2 separate regions of the Homo sapiens genome follow, and region 2 is linked to region 1. Evidence: read pairs that join two places in POLR2A ChIA-PET (ENCODE). Cell type or tissue: GM12878. All regions are shown on one strand. Region 1 has its middle 43 kb from the start of FGD2. Region 2 overlaps TBC1D22B (TBC1 domain family member 22B).

Region 1 (2,500 bases):
CTGCAGGTTTGCACCCTGGCCTTCCCAGCAGGCAGAAGCAATCCCACCATCCCACGAGCCTGGAGAGCCCGGGTCTCAGCTCCTGGTGGGTCCTCAGGTCCCCGTGCAGAGCTGCAGCCTGGCTCTGAGGCTCTGTCTGGTCTCACCAGTCACCTCTGCAGGGACCTTTTGGGACCTGCTTTCGTCTGTCTGACACTCCTATCAGAGGGGTCTTCCTGCCTCCCAGACCGGACCCCATCTCTAACCCTAGAGGTTCTAGCTCACTCCCTCACCACCACCCTGCTGCTCCTAGACCCCCGGATGTGGTTTCTGGCCTGCAGGAAATTCACTGTCTCCATATCCCCAGCCTGTCTTCCAAGTGCGCTAGAGGCCCAGGCATCCTTATTCTTGAGGCCACATGCTTCCACGTGTCAAATATATTCAAATGCACCCACATGCATCACATATAATTTACATAAACCATAGGAGTTAAGTTGCAAATGTCTAGTTAACATTTTGTAGTCATTTAGTAATTTCACTCTTAACAGTTTACTTCCCTGCTTTTGAAGCTAATGATCGTCCCCTCCCTGCTGTGGCTCAGGTGTTGCCATGGGCGTTTGCCACTGCTCATGGCTGGGGCACCTCAGTCATGGACCTAGCTGTGGTCCATGCCCAGGGTCCCTTCTAAGGAAGTCCAGGCATGCACTGGTGTGCCTGACCCAGGGGAGCCCTCCAAACCACCCAACATCCAGGTACAATGGCCCAGTCTCCGTGCAGTGCTGTAGGGCAAGAGGGGCGGCCCATTTCCAAGCCAAGATGGCCTCCTCCTCCTCTCTACACTTGCTCCTTGGCTAGCTCACTCATACCTTCACTTGCTTCCAGCAGATTTTCCACTATGCAAGAAAAGCTAAGGGCTAAGAGGGTCACTTGACATCGTAGAATCCAAAAGTCCTTCCCATTACAGAGATAAGAAAACTGAGGCCCCGAGAATGAAGCGGTGACCTTCAGGTGCATCCTTGCATTTTGTGGAATTTGAATGTGGAATTCTGCCCTGGGCTGAGGTTGAGATTTTGCAGTTGCTCAAGGGGAACCCTGGAAGCAGAGTGTATCTACCCTCCTCAGACCACTGAGACCCTCAGATTTGTCTTCATCCCAGGTCAGTGGACTTCTCCCAGGTTTTGTTGTCTTCTCTCGGCAACACCCTGCTGAAGCCAGGGGGAAGGCGGGAGATTTATCCTGGGTGCTGAGTATCTAGGGTTATCAGATAAAATGCAGGATGGCCAGTTACAATTGAATTTTAGATAAATAACAAATAAGTTGTTTAGCATGAAGGTGTCCTAAATGTTGCTGTTTATCTGAAATTCAAATGTAACTGGGCATCCTGCATTTTTATTTACTAAACCTGGCCACCCTGTAAGTATCCCATTTCGTTTGGGCCAGGCCCCTCCCCACTGCAGCTGTGAGTTTTCCTGCCACCCAACAGCGTGAGTCACACAGCTGTGGACCTCCAGGCAAATGTTTTTGAACAGAACAGCATCACGGTTTAGGGGAATCCCCTCGCTGTCCCCATAACACATGCTTCAGCAAAGCAAAAACCTTAAAACAACATCTCTGGGAGGAAAATAAAGAAGGCATCAAGAGTTCCCAATGACTCGGGGAAGGCCCCAGCCACGGCCACATTAGTGCAGCCAAGATGGCCACGACTAGATGGCTGGCTCTTCACCTCTGGGAGAGGCACAGCTGGCTTTGACAATCGTGGGAAATTGGAGACCAGACCTTCCCAGCCAACTCCTGTCAAGGTCTGATACTCGTCCTTCCCCACCTTTCTGAGAAGAGGCCTACGAGGAAGAATGGGCTCATGGGCTATGTGAGCCGAGCAGGTTACTTGACTGTGGGATCATGATTGTATCTTTGTCATGGCATCACTGTGGGGATTATAGGAGGAAATTAATGTAAAATGCTTGGCCCAGTACCTGGTGCGCAATAAGCACTTACAATCAATGGTGGCTATTGTTATAAGAACGTCAGGACATGCACTTGGCCATCAAGCCAGTGGGTCTTCTGAAGAGGGTGAGCTTGGAATTCTCTGGGTGCCCATGGTTTGTTGCCCCTCAGAAAGCTGTGGGCCTCTAATATGGGCATATCCCCTGGACTGGAATCTGCATTAAGCCAGTGTCATCTGTCAGCGCTTTGTTTGGGTTAGTCGTTTTTTTGTTTTGTTTTGTTTGAGACAGAGTCTTGCTCTGTTGCCCAGGCTGGAGTGCAGTGGTGCAATCACAGCTCACTGCAGCGTCGACTTGCCGGGTTCTAGCAATTCTCCCACCACACCCTAGTAGCTGGGACTATAGGCGCACACCACTACGCCTGGCTAATTTTTAAATTTTTTTTTTTAAGAGACAAGGTCTCACTGTGTTGTCCAGGCTGGTCTTGAACTCCTGGGCTCAAGTGATCCTCCCGCCTTGGCTTCTTAAAGTGCTGGGATTATAGACGTGAGCCACCATGGCCAGCCCTGGGTTAGATT
Region 2 (2,500 bases), 210 kb after region 1:
ACTTGGTAAAGAGAAATACTGTTCAGCTGTGTGCTTTTAGCAGTGAAGCCCACAAGCCTCTGGTCATAGGAGAAAACTAAGGTTCTTTTAGATAGAAAGGTACTTTGGTTTAAAGAAAATGTTAGGGCATTTTCTCAAGAATAGAACTTTTGCATCTGTACTCTTTCGGTCTTAGAGAAGAAAAACTTTCTCCTGGGTGGGGAAATGACACAAATGACTCTACTGGATGCATGCAAACTTGGAAATGAAACTAGTTTACTCTTCTTTGCAAATTGAAAGGTGAAAAATAAAAGCGATGACAGGGTTCTTTCCATTTGTCTGATCATGATCCAACAATCTTAGTGACAACAAATAGAAATTTTATTAAATAAAAGAAGTTGCAAATGAATGAAACATTCTTTTTAAAAATAACAGCTTTATTGAGATATAATTCACATACCATAAAATTCACTCTTTTAAAGTGTACAATTCAGTGGTATTTAGTATATTCATTTATAGTATAGATGGTTTTGTGCAACCATCACCACTAATTTCAGAACATTTTCATCATCCTGAAAAGAAACTACATACCTGTTTACAGTCACTCCCCATCCACCCCACTCCAGACCCTGGTAACTACTAACCTACTTTCTGTTTCTGTGGATTTACCACTTTTGGACATTTTATATATATGGAGTAATATGATCTGAGGCCTTTTGTGAGTGGCTTCTTTTATTAAGCACAGTGATTTCAGGCTTGTCCACGCTGTAGTATGTATCAGTACTTCATTCCATTTTATGGCTGAATAATATTCCATAGTATACATACACCACATTTTGTTCATTCATCAGTTGATGGATATTTGAATTGTTTTCACTTTTGGGCTATTGTACGTAATGCTTTTATGAACATTTATGCAGAGGTTTTTGTTTGGATATATATTTTCTATTCTTCTGCTGATAAATAGGAGTGGAATTGCTGGGTCATGTAGTAACTTGGTGGAACTAAGCATCTTTTAAGTTCTCTCAGTTATTCACATGAGCCCCATTTACTTAGCACATCAAATGGTCATTGTATTAATGCCTAGAAGATAAGAGGCAATCTCTACCATTGCAGGCTTTGGCAGGTGTGGTGGCCTGTAATCCCAGAATTTTGGAAGGCTGAGGCAGGTGGATCGCTTGAGGCCAGGAGTCCGAGACCAGCCTGGCCAACGTGGTGAAACCCCCCATCTCTACTAAAAATACAAATTAGCTGGGCTTGGTGGTGTGTGCCTGTAGTCCCAGCTACTCAGGAGGCTGATGCCCAAGAATCTCTTGAACCTGGGAGACGGAGGTTGCAGTGAACTGAGATTGCGTCACTCCACTCCAGCCTGGGCAACAGAGCAAGAGATTGTCTCCAAAAAAAAAAAAAAAAAAAAATGCAGGCTCTGAAATCTGACTGCCTAGGTTAAAATCCCAGCTCTGCTTTCTAGCTATGTGATCTTATGGGATTTAATTAACCTCTCAATGCATCAGTCTCCCCATCTCTAAAATAGGGACAGAGTATCTGCTCCATGGGGCTGTTATGAGGATTAAATGAGATAATACATAATAATTGGTTAGGAGGTACACAATAATATTAGCTATTATAAGAAGGATAGTTACGATGATAGTAGCTATCATTTTTGTTTTCTCTCCTTGCTTCAGTTTTTGAAACTGAAATTGAAAAGCTTTGATCTGGTTGGGTGTGGTGGCTCACACCTGTAATCCCAGCACTTTGGGAGGCTGAGACAGGTGGATCATTTGAGGTCAGGAGTTCGAGACCAGCCTGGCCAACATGGTGAATCTCCGTCTCTACTAAAAACACACAAAAAAATTATCTGGGCTTGGTGGCACAAACCTATGGGGGAAAAATAAAAAAGCTTTGGTCAGTGTGTGTGTGTGTGTGTGTGTGTGTGTGTGTGTGTGTGTGTGTGTGTGTGTCTAGAGCTCGGGCACAGGAGAAAAAAAAAATCACCTTTTTTTTTTTTTTTTTGAGATGGGGTCTCCCTCTGTTGCCCAGGCTGGAGTGCAGTGGCACGATCTCAGCTCACTGCAGCCTCTACCTCCCAGGATTAAACGAGTCTCCTGCCTCAGCCTCCTGAGTAGCTGGGATTACAGGCACATGCCACCATGCCCAGCTAATTTTTGTATTTTTAGTAGAGAAGGGGGTTTCGCCATGTTGGCCAGGCTGGTCTTGAACTCTTGACCTCAAGTGATCTCTTGACCTCAAGCCCACCTCAGCCTCCCAAAGTTCTGAGATTATAGGTGTGAGCCACCGTGCCCAGCCCTGGCTAATTTTTGTATTTTTTGTAGAGACAGGTCTTGCCATGTTGCCCAGGCTGGTCATGAACTCCTGGGCTCAAGCAGTCTGCCCACTTCATCCTCCAAAAGTGTTGGGATTACAGGCATGAGCCTCTGCGTCTGGCCAAAATCGAAATTACCTGAGTCTTCCAGGCCCTTCGTTGTTAGAAAGAGAGGCCAAGTTAAGAACTTGAAGCCGA

What was found. Peaks named below come from ENCODE experiments on the same cell type or tissue, not always from the same donor. Only the 100,000 strongest peaks of a DNase experiment are listed, where the experiment ranks them.
Region 2: POLR2A ChIA-PET joins it to region 1 with 6 read pairs; 6 of 35 experiments call an interaction of 5 or more read pairs at or near these places.

Annotation. Positions count from the first base shown.
Region 1 is chr6:37,047,414-37,049,913 of GRCh38, forward strand. No RefSeq gene overlaps it. Among named protein-coding and RNA genes, the nearest start is that of FGD2, 43 kb to the left of the region's middle. In GM12878, no CTCF peak of the experiment used is centred here; a DNase peak (open chromatin) is centred at 1,548; H3K27ac peaks cover 827 bases.
Region 2 is chr6:37,260,057-37,262,556 of GRCh38, forward strand. The region is part of intron 1 of TBC1D22B (TBC1 domain family member 22B); the gene reads left to right. Among named protein-coding and RNA genes, the nearest start is that of TMEM217B, 3.2 kb to the left of the region's middle. In GM12878, no CTCF peak of the experiment used is centred here; no DNase peak of the experiment used is centred here; H3K4me3 peaks cover 1,042 bases; H3K27ac peaks cover 1,134 bases.